2 separate regions of the Mus musculus genome follow, and region 2 is linked to region 1. A link is a loop called in an ENCODE intact Hi-C map of the cell type or tissue named here. Cell type or tissue: gastrocnemius. All regions are shown on one strand. Each heading gives the region's core, and the rest is flanking DNA. Links, peaks and the distances in the headings are about the cores only. Region 1 overlaps Fstl3 (follistatin-like 3). Region 2 holds the start of Ptbp1 (polypyrimidine tract binding protein 1).

Region 1 (5,365 bases), core at 128-5,127:
ATGAACCTTTTAAGTGACGTGGTAGGTGGCTCTGTAGGCCCTAGAGAGACATCTCTGGGTGGCTGGCCCTGCTAATGCCACTTAGGCAGAGGGTTTCAGGAGTCTCTGGATGAGATGCCTCAGGTAGAATGGTATACCTGCATCTGGCCAGGAGAGCTCCAGCCTCAGTCTCCCTTTTTGTAAAGCCTTTGCAGAGGTGCTGGGGCCCAGTTCATGGAAGGCGTTCGGCAGTGTCTCTTGAGCAAGAATGAGTTCTGATGGGGGCGGGGGGGGGGGGGGAGGTGTGCGGCTGTCTTCACTTAAGGGTGAAGAAAGCCAAAGGTTCTGTGTTCTAGCCCCTACCAGCCCTGCAAGGCTGCTGCCCTCCAAGGGAGCCAAGCCCCCTCCCCTAGGGCCGCGTCCCCCGTCCCTGTCCCAGGGGAGTGAGCTCACGCAGAGGGAATGTTCCCCAGTTGGAGTGAGTAAGAGGCGGGTCAGGCGAGGGGGGGCTGCAAGCCGGGGGCTCGGCTGTCCTGGGCACTGTCTAGACAGAGGGCAGAGGCGGGAAGCCAGTGCAGGCCCACAGACCCTCACATGCCGAGCGCCTGGCATTTGAAGGGGCTGGGCAGGGTGCCAGTTCTCAGGCCTGGAGGCCAGGCGGGAGTTGGTGGTGGAGCACTCGGGTGCGGCTCAGAGGAGAAGGGTTCCCTCCACAGAAGAGCTCGAGCCACAGCTGTGGCTTTCTGCCCTTTCTTCCTGTACAGGGCATTTAGGATAGCTATGGACATCTCTGAATTGGCTGGGGGAATTAGATCTGAGGTGTTGGGGGTTAGTTGGGAGTTTGTTCCACAAAGATCATGTATAGGGATAATTCTTAGGTAGAGATGGGGTCTGGAGCTTCCCCATTCCTCCTCCTCCTTCCAAATAGGTGGCGTGTGCTGGCTCCAGCAGGGCAGAGAGGCCACCTGCAGTCTGGTGCTGAAGACTCGTGTCAGCCGGGAGGAGTGCTGTGCTTCCGGCAACATCAACACCGCCTGGTCCAACTTCACCCACCCAGGCAATAAAATCAGCCTGCTAGGGTTCCTGGGCCTCGTCCACTGCCTCCCCTGCAAAGGTGAAGCCGTGGGGGGCTCCTGATGGCAGACAAGACCCAGAGTGAATGGGGAACTGGGGAGGGGACCCTGGGGCCCACGACTTGCGGAGGCTTTGAGAAGCCCCCTGGTTTCATCATGTAAAGCCCCTAACCTGCATCCTACCTCACCTGGTGGGGAGGAACTTAGCCTTAAATCCTGACCAGGCATTCAGGCTATGTCCGTCCGTACTGCTACCCTCATGGGACCCTGAGCACCACACATTTTACATAGCTAATATGCCTGGAGTATCTGCCTGTGCTTTATTCTGAGCACGCCCGCCACCCGCGTCCCTGCTGAGGTGAATGAATAACAGTCCAGGTGACAGAGGGCACCCCTGGCCTCTCTGTGCTTGGGGCTGAACCAGTAGAAAGTGATGGGAAGGATTTGGAGGAAGCAGGCATAAGATCTAGGGTCGGGGTGATGATTAGGAGTTTGTTGAGTGAAGCCCATATGGAAGAGTGCACTGGGTCTAGGGTTAGTCTCTAGAGGTAGGAGCAACATCAGGCAGCTCATCCAGGAGGAAGCTGGGCAGGGCTGCAGACCCTCAGGGATAGGAGGATAGGGAAGGAGCCTGCATTGGCCTCAGGGGTAGGATTAATCTCCCATCAGCCTGGCTGTGTGGTCCAGAGCCCATTGCCACACTCCCCTCCTCCTCTAGCTTCTGAGAAGAGGAGGGATTTCAAGAAAAGCCTTTCCGGGGCTTGAGGGCCTGACTGTCCTCCCAGCCTCCTCTGGTCCTCGGGACTGGGGATGGAAATTTGCCCCCTCCCTTTTCTTTCTTTGATTTCCTAAAGCTGGCTAGAGGGTCAGTTCCAGATGTATGGTGGGTGGGCCCTCTGGGGGGGGGTACCCAGGTGTAACCCTGAAATGTAGGTCTCTCCAGATCCTGGATAATCAAGAGTTCAAGGCCAGCCCTGGCTACAAAGCAAGTTTGAGTAGCCTAGGCTACTTGAGGCCAACTCAAAAAAACAGAGTATGTGGCTAGGTGTAAATGCCAACACAAGAATGTCTAGGCGAACCTCAGTTTCCCCACCTGAGACATAAAGATGTGCAGAGTGAACGAACCTCTCCCCCATGCCTCTTTGGGGAGGTCCTAGTAGAAACCAGTAATGGATGCATCCAGTAATTGTGCATCACGGTGCACCTGGACTCCAGTGACATGTGGGAACCGCACTCGTGTGTGCTCTGTGTCCTCAGATTCCTGCGACGGAGTGGAGTGCGGCCCCGGCAAGGCGTGCCGCATGCTGGGGGGCCGTCCACACTGCGAGTGCGTGCCCAACTGCGAGGGGCTTCCCGCGGGCTTCCAGGTCTGCGGCTCTGATGGCGCCACCTACCGGGACGAATGCGAACTGCGCACCGCGCGCTGTCGCGGACACCCAGACTTGCGCGTCATGTACCGCGGCCGCTGTCAAAGTAAGAGCTGTGACCGTGGAGGGGCGGGGACGCGGGGCGGGGCCAAGGAATCAGGCAGGACCTGGGGGTGGGGCTAGGGAGGGGAGGACAGGGAGGCACCTCAGGCCTGGGAAAGGCGAAGCCTGGGAAAAGATAGGGCTGGCTGAGGGGCGGAGTCTAGAGAGGGCGGGGCCTGGCAAACGGCAAGACCAAGGTAAGGCCGGCTGAGGGGCGGGGCCTAGGGGAAGGTGTGATTATGCAGGGGCGGAGCCTATCCGGTTGTTGCCCAAGTCCACACCTAGCGAGAAGAAGGGGCAGAGCCTCGCTGATTGCACTTTACGGAAATCACTGGTTGCTGATGCTAGGGGGGCGGGGCCTGAGGGAGGGGCAGAGCTATGCAAAACTGTGGGTCGGGTCAAGTGCGAACCAAAGAAGGCAGGCTGCAAAGATCGAGCTCCAGCCCCTGTGTAGCGCCAACTCTCGGGCGTGTCCAGGAGCAGGGCTGTGAGCTGCAGGGTGTGCCCTGCGGGCCAGCGTGCCCTTACAAGTGCTGACGCGCGGGGAAGGTGAGCAGCCACGGGAAGAGGCTTGTGATGGACTGGGGAGGGAGAAAATGTGGGTGTGGCCATGAAGGCAAGCTGATGGGTAGAGCTTGGTAGACTGGGGCAGGGATTGACAACTGGGTGAGGCTGTCATTCTGGGGGCGGGATTTCTCTGAGGGGCGGGGCTTAACAGTTGAAGGGGCTTGTGTTCTGGGGCGGGGCTTAACAGAGGAGTGGCGCTTGCAATCTAGTAGATCTTGACAGCAGGGTGGGGCTAGTGTCCCAGGGCAGGGCTCGAAGAGTGGCGGTGCGTTTTTGTCCTAGGAGTGGGATTTTCGGGTGGAGTCCTTGTCTGAGGGTAGGTGGACTCACAGGGAGGAGACACCATCCTGCACCTGACCCACCCTTTCTCGGGCTTTCAGAGTCTTGCGCTCAGGTAGTGTGCCCGCGTCCCCAGTCGTGCCTTGTGGATCAGACCGGCAGCGCACACTGCGTGGTGTGTCGCGCTGCGCCCTGCCCAGTACCTTCCAACCCCGGCCAAGAACTCTGTGGCAACAACAACGTTACCTACATCTCGTCGTGTCACCTGCGCCAGGCCACTTGCTTCCTGGGCCGCTCCATTGGGGTTCGGCACCCAGGCATCTGCACAGGTGAGAGATGTGAGTGGGTCTGGGCATCTGGTCCACCAAGGGGCAGTGCGCCATGCTTACTGTCGCCTCCATACTTGTAGGTGGCCCCAAAGTACCAGCAGAGGAGGAAGAGAACTTCGTGTGAGCTGCAGCCACTGGGCCTGGCATTTGACGCCATCCCGATTTTATTTATTGTTATAGAAAATATTCTAATTTATGTCACATGGACATTTCCCAAACCTGGCCTGGAACCACTTGGGGATCCCCCTGGGATCCTGAGCACGTATCACAAGGACTGAAGGGAGATTTTTATAATAGTTGGTATGTGCCATCACCCAGGTACTGGGATCAAAGTTAGAACCCAAGACCCCTGCTGCCCAGGGATGGCAGCTGCATGGAGATCCCCCTGCTATGATCTCCCCACCTGCTTTCTAGGCTGGAGCTGTCGCAGGGCACAGCCGATGAGTTGGTGTTTGCATATGGCTGGCCTCAGACCAGAGCGGGCAACATCAGGTCAGAGAAACACTGGGCTCATTCCTGTTTGGTCCACTCAGGGTGAAACCTGGTAGAAACATTGGACCCTGGCTGACTCACAGGCCCAGGACAGCCAGTGGACACTAGGATTCACTGTGCCCAGAGCACCCAGAGTCACTCTAGCACCCACTGCCCTGTACCCTGCACACCCACATTAGTTTTTACGCAGTTCCCCACCAGCCCCACTCGTCCCCAAGCCCAGCTGCAGGTGGTGACACCAGCCAGATGCTGTTTGGGGCCAGACTGAATTACTGCCTTCACTCTGACAGCTGCTGCTGCAACTTGCCCACACCCACAAGTGCCTTCAAGGAAGCCAAAAGGGGGAGCTGCAATGCATTTAGGTAGAGAGTGCTTTTCTAGTGTTCACCGAGCCCGGGCTCCATCCCCAGCACCGCATAAACAGACATGTTGGCTCAGGCCCCTCATCCCAGTACTTAGAAAGTAGAGGCAAGGGCATCAGGAGTTTAAGTTCATCCTTGGCCACATTATGAGTTCAAGGCCAGCCTGGGCTATATAAGATCTTATCTTTGAAAAAAGAAAAAAAAAAAACTTAAAAGGTGTCAGACCACAACAGAAGACTATGGGAAGGTGCCCAACCCTCCAGTTTGGGGGCAAGGAGTTCCCAGGGTCTTTCTCACCACCCTCCAGTTCTCAGCTGTGCCTTTCTTGTAATATCCCCAAAAGTGTCCTTAGCAGGGGAGCTATGGTAGCCTCCCCTACCCTGGAGTTCTGCCTCACCAAGGAAATAAAAGACAATAGAAACCACCGTGTATTTTCTGCCTCCTTCCTTTGAACCTGGGACTAGAATGGAGCGTGGAATGATCCACGAAAGCTTTCAGAGACACGTGGCACGTGTTCAAGAATCCCTGGGAAGCTTGGAGCTGAGTGGGTGGGAGGGAAAGGAAGTGCACCCTCTGGGGTCCCAGAGGTACAGGGGCGAGAGGGCCTTAAATGGCACCTTGTCTGGGGCTCCCGAGTGAAGGGTTCAACTCAAACCAGGAGGAATGATAGACGATAAGACAACTGTTATACTGAGGCTAGGATGGCAAGAGTGGAGTTATAACTGTTTGGATTTTTGTCCTCACTACATATATCAGTCCCTGTCTGTGTTAATGGAGTTTGTCACGATCCATAGGGGATGGAGCAGGTGCCACCC
Region 2 (5,303 bases), core at 304-5,303, 73 kb after region 1:
TGGTGTCCTCAAGGTCCCTCCATGCTGGAGTGTCAGAGTCTCACTCCTGCCTGTGACTGTGGAGGAACGGCTGAATTGTGTGTCCACCCTCTATCCAGAGTCACAGCCAGGCTGACTCTTTGAACACACATACCAGATACCTAGAGAACCACACTGCGGAGCCTGCCTGCCCCGTCCCCCCATGGCAACCACCACAGCTGCTTCAGATGCTGAATGCCAGGGATGGCCAAGATGCCAGGACATTTCTGGGTATCCCTGGTTAAGCCGACCAATTTCTCCTGCTTGGATAATGGCTGTGGCTCCAAAGCCTCCTCTGGGAGTGGCATCTTGGATCTTTCAGGGAGTGGCAGGGTTGGGTGGCCTTTCCTGCTGGCCTGGGGTTGGAGTGACAAATGGGCAGATCTGAATCAGGAGGTGGGGTGGGGTGGGGTGGGGGTGACACAAGGGTGGAGAGGTCTAAACATGGACAGATAGGAAAAGGACTTAGCTGTCAGTTGTTTCTATCTTGGTGGTCAACAGAGGTTTGCTGGGGGTGCAGAGTTGAAAGTTCTGAGTTCCCCTGAATCTTCAAGAACAATTTTTTTGTTCCCAGCATCTAGTTATTCCGTGTGTCTGTGGGCTCATGCACTGTGGCACACAGCAGTCATGTTCTACTGTGCGGGGCTCAGGGACGAAACTCACCTCACGGGACCTTCCTTGAACCCTGGGGTTAGAAGGGTAAAAGTGTGAAACTTCCCTTCAGTGGATCTCCTCAGCCCAGACTCCCTGACCCTGGACTAAACTGTCCAGTAGAGATTTGGGAAACGAGGAAGGGATCCTTATACAACACCATGCATATACAACTTTAAAAAAAGAGTTTTGTTGTTGTTGTTTTGAGTCTCTGTAGCCCTGGCTGGTCTGGATCTTCCCAGGTAGACCAGCCTGGTCTCAAACTCTCAGAAATCTGCCTACCTCTGCCTCCCAAGTCTGGGATTAAAGGTGTGCGCCATCACGCCTGGTGCATGCCTATAATCTCAGCACTTGGGAGGCAGAGGCAGGCAGATTTCTGAGTTCGAGGCCAGCCTGGTCTACAGAGTTCTAGGACAGCCAGGACTACACAGAGAAACCCTGTCTTGAAAACAAAGAAACAAACAAAAATTTATAATTCACACACAAGCAGGAGGGTGTGGTGGCCCAGGCTAGTCAGGTCATGTTTCTGAGAGGTTAAGACAGGAGGGTCTCAGCCTTTAAGGTTCCTTCCTAGATCCCCAGTAACCATGACAACAGGGGCTCAGCAGTTCTGAAGTCCTGGGCTCCATCCCCAGCAAGGCAAACAAACAAGAAATAACAACCTGTAGACGATTTCCTTTGGTGGAGACACTGGCCTTGTTTCCCTTTTATAGAGGAATAAACTGAGGCTTGTGTCTATCTTCCTTGTATTGTTCTGAGAGTTTCACTTGGCCCTGGCTCTGAGGGCCCCTCTTCCCTGCCTCCATCTCCTCCTACAGGGGAGTATCACTTTCCCTGGTAACAAGCAGGCTAGTGTGCCTCTCAGACAAAGGCCAGGTGAGCTGTCCCTCCTCACCTCAATCATTCATGAGCAGCAGCTGGCAAGGCTGAGGTGGGCGCTGGGCAGGCTGGAGACAAAGTCAGGCCAACCATGTGGAAGAGCTAAACAATGCAGTGTCTTCCCCAACAGGTGTTCTGCAGAGACAGGGAGGCAGTAAAAATGACTGCTCACTAAACCATGGTTCTCTCCCAAAAGCCAGCCCACTTGAGGACATTTGGGGTGCAGGCTTCCTAAGCCATTCGCAACCTTGAGATGGGTTACTGTGACCAGCGATGGTTGGGGCCCTGGGCGTGATCAGTGAGCAGCAAACACGGGTCTAGTTGGGCGGGGTGGGAGTGAGCTCCAGCCCTAGCACCACAAAGGTTCTTTGTAGATGCAGTTCAGGGTCCCGAAACTGAAATTATCCAGGCCGGATTTAGTAGGAGACAGTCTGAAGACAGAAGCACACACAGGGACTCTGTCACAAGTCCCGGACACTTGGAGCTCCAGAATCTGGGAGACAGAAAAGGCACTTCCTGTGCAAAGCCCGGCCTCAGACTTCTGGGCTCCAGATGCAAGGCTCACATCTGTGACGTTAGAGGCAGTCCATTGTGGGCGCTGCATCACAGCAGCAACACAGAACATTAATCGTTTTTAAAATATGCTCTGGCAGCTTTGAAAAAGGAAGCCAGGATCTCCTGTGTGCTGGGCCAGTGTCCTAATGCTGAGCCATACTCCCAGCCCCTAACTGAGGCATTCTAGGCTGGGGCTCCACCCCTGAGCTACACTCAACTCATTGGGGAATTCTAGGCTGGGGTTCCACCCCGGAGACACACCCCTAGGCCCTCTTTGGGGGGTTCAAAGCAGAGGTTCCCCCTCCCCCTGCCCTCTTTACTATGTTGACCAACCTGGTCTTGAACTCACTCTGGCTAGGCATAGAGGCACAGACCTGTCATTTCACCACAGGATTCGGAAACAGGACAATCACTGCTGGCCAGTCTGAGATATGAATTCCAGGACAATCTGGGTCACAAAGTTGAGAATTTGTCTCAAAAACAATTCTAGCTGGGCATGGTGGCACACACCTTTGATTCCAGCACTCAGGAAGCAGGGGCAGTGGATCTATGTGAGGCCAGCCTCAGGCTGGGTCTCTGCAGCGCAGGGGTTGGGATTCGGAATTAAATGTTCCCCACTGGGTAATGGAGGTCTGATTCGGATCAGGAAGCAGATAAGGAATTGAAGGTGAACAAGACCATTCAGTGGTTCCGGGAAGCAAGGCGTGGTGGGGCTGGCCATTAACTCAGGAGGCAGATCTCTGGGCCTTAGAGGCCAGCAGGAGTTCGGTATAGCCAGGGCTACACACAAACCGTTTTCATAAGAAAGGTTCTGGGAGGTCTCTGAAATGGCTTTCAACAAACTCTGCTAGTGTAGACCTGTGCTTCTTGGACATGAGCAGCCTCCAACTTCACTGGCAGCCACCCGTGCAGGTTAGCTTCTGAGGGTGGGGCTCCTGCTTGGCACCAGCCACCCAGAGAACAAAAACTGGCAGCCAACCTTATCCCTGATGGTCCAGCCAGGACCTGATGGGAGTCCCAGAGGGCTCAAATCCTATGCCTTGTTGTGTGTGTGTATGTGTTTTCTAAATCCGCGAGACGGTCCTGATTAGTGATTCTGGGCCTTCAAGCTAGCTGCTGTGCCGGCTGGCTGGGGCCTGAAAGACCTCACTCCCAGCGCGGCCTCCATGGAAATCGGCAGCCGCCCCTAATCCAGGCTGGAATCCTCTGGCACCAAGCCCGCGTTGGGGCTCCAAGGCTGTTGGGCCCCTGGCCAGATCTGCAAGGAAACCAGTATAGCCGCCAGCCCCTTTGCCCCGCCTCCCACGAGCCCTGTATTACAGAAAAGGGAGGCCAGTGCTCTGGGCTCACCTCCCGTGCAGGGCGGAGGAGAAACTTTTCCCCCTTGCCTGGCTTTTTTTTTTTTTTTAGCAGATAACCAGGCAGACAAGAATCCGGATAGTTTGTGCCTTTGGGAGTCCTACCAAAGGATCTGTTTTATAGCCTGCACTAGGCCTTGGAGAACCCGTCTTGCTTTGTGATACCCCAGGACTGGAAGGCAGAATCCTGGCTGCTGGGGTGAAGGTACAAGAGGGCGGAGTTTCGTCCCTCCAGTGGATTCTGCGGCTGCTGAGTTTGTAGCCTCGTTTCCCCAGCTTTAGGCAGAACCAGCCACACTGCGGCTCCTTTCCTCGGTTTCCCCATCCCTGCGACACAGATGGAGCTTGGCTGCTGTGGGTAGACAAAAGACGGAAAGAGATGATTCACAATCTAGTCGCGACTGCGTCTATGAAGCACGTGGCCTCCACCTCGTTGCGATCTAGTCCAGGAGAAACTCGGTTGAAAGGCCAAATTCTGGCCACGTGACCACAAGCAAGCTAGGGCAATACGGGGTTTTCTGCCCGCTTCTAAGATGGCGAAGCAGCTTGCTTTACTCTCACGTTGGAGGCTAACGGCTTCCAGTGCCTGCTTGCAATATGGAGGCAACCTCCAGAATGCACGCTTCTCTGCGTCTGACCCGCCACGTACCCACTCTCAAGATGGCGTCCCACGGGTCGAACAAAGGCTCGCTCATTGGCTCAGATGGTATCACGTGCGTCTACTCATTCACTCCCTCCCCCTCCCCCACCGGCCGTTTCCGTCTTCCGTCTTGACTGACGGCCGTCCCGCCCAACAGCTGTCTGCTGTCTGGATGCGTTTCGCCCTTGGAGTAACCTTTTGACCAATAGAAGGCCCTGGCGGGGGCAGGCGGGGTTGACCACGCCCACAGACCGCAGCGGGAACCAATGAGGATCGCGCGCGGGGGACGTGTGCGGGCGTCTCCGCCATCTTGTGAGTCTATAACTCGGAGCCGTTGGGTCGGTTTCTGCTATTCCTGCGCCTCCGCTCCGTTCCCCGCGGGTCTCTTCCGTGTGCCATGGACGGGTAAGTCCTGCCGCGCCCCTCGCACGCCGCTCCGCTCACCACTCCGTCCCAGCCATCGCTGCCGCGCGCGTGGACTTTTGGCCCCCGCCGATCCCTCTAACCGCTGCAATGGGCGCGTGCGTGTGGCCTCGTTCCGCGTGGCGCGCTCGGAATCCCGGGCGTCTGAGGCCCTTAAGGAAGCCGGTTGGCTTAGGGCGACCGCACCCAGCTTTCGGCTCCCCTTAAGCCCCTCGCCCAGCGCACTTCCGGTGCCCGCGCGGTTCATCCGGAGGAACCCAGCGCCCCCCTCCCGCCCTCCGCGTGCACGCGCGCTCCCTCCGGTGAGACGCGCTCACTCGGAGCGGCTCGGCCGCTGCGATCCTTCCCGCCTGCCGTGCTCCAATCCGGCCGGCTCGCCCTGTGCCCCGAGCAATGTCGCTTCGCACGCCGCATGCGACCCCGGGTGCGCGCGCGTAGTAGGGCGCGCGCCCTGGTGCGGGCACGCGCGCGGACCTGTGCCGAACGCGCCCGCCCTTCCCGCCTGGGGGGAGGTGTCCGGAGGAGGCCTCCAGGGCCCCCCATTGGAGGGGCGGGTGGGCCAGAGTGAGGTTCAGTTCGGTCTCCGGTGTGGGCGCCGGCCTGGCATCCGTATCTCCCACATGCTTCCCGGATGCCCCCTCCACTGGCAACTTTTTGTAGTTTTCGGTTTGTTTTGGAGACCGGATCTCATTGTAGGCTGGTCTGAAAGATCTGCTTGCGCTTGCCTCTGCTTGCGTAGTGATGGGACTAAAGGCCTGCGTCACCAGGCCCCGACTTTT

The links. Peaks named below come from ENCODE experiments on the same cell type or tissue, not always from the same donor. Only the 100,000 strongest peaks of a DNase experiment are listed, where the experiment ranks them.
Region 2: a loop joins it to region 1, with 2.5 times the contacts of the local background. A loop is called at or near these places in 1 of 42 quality-filtered maps.

What each region holds. Positions count from the first base shown.
Region 1 is chr10:79,777,656-79,783,020 of GRCm38, forward strand. Fstl3 (follistatin-like 3) reads left to right here. Exons shown (of 5, transcript NM_031380.2): 2 at 908-1,093; 3 at 2,310-2,525; 4 at 3,469-3,696; 5 at 3,777-4,975. The coding sequence ends at 3,820. It overlaps Prss57 (protease, serine 57), which reads right to left. Exons shown (of 5, transcript NM_001042710.1): 5 at 3,819-5,365. Among named protein-coding and RNA genes, the nearest start is that of Fstl3, 3.1 kb to the left of the region's middle. In gastrocnemius, for the core only: a CTCF peak has its summit at 2,439 (motif pointing left); DNase peaks (open chromatin) are centred at 585, 2,518, 2,661 and 3,164; H3K4me3 peaks cover 2,544 bases; H3K27ac peaks cover 2,884 bases.
Region 2 is chr10:79,850,216-79,855,518 of GRCm38, forward strand. Ptbp1 (polypyrimidine tract binding protein 1) reads left to right here and starts at 4,217. Exons shown (of 14, transcript NM_001077363.2): 1 at 4,217-4,506. The coding sequence starts at 4,499. E130317F20Rik (RIKEN cDNA E130317F20 gene) reads right to left here and starts at 4,756. Exons shown (of 1, transcript NR_029447.1): 1 at 1,162-4,756. In gastrocnemius, for the core only: no CTCF peak of the experiment used is centred there; DNase peaks (open chromatin) are centred at 3,335, 4,254 and 4,813; H3K4me3 peaks cover 3,432 bases; H3K27ac peaks cover 4,578 bases.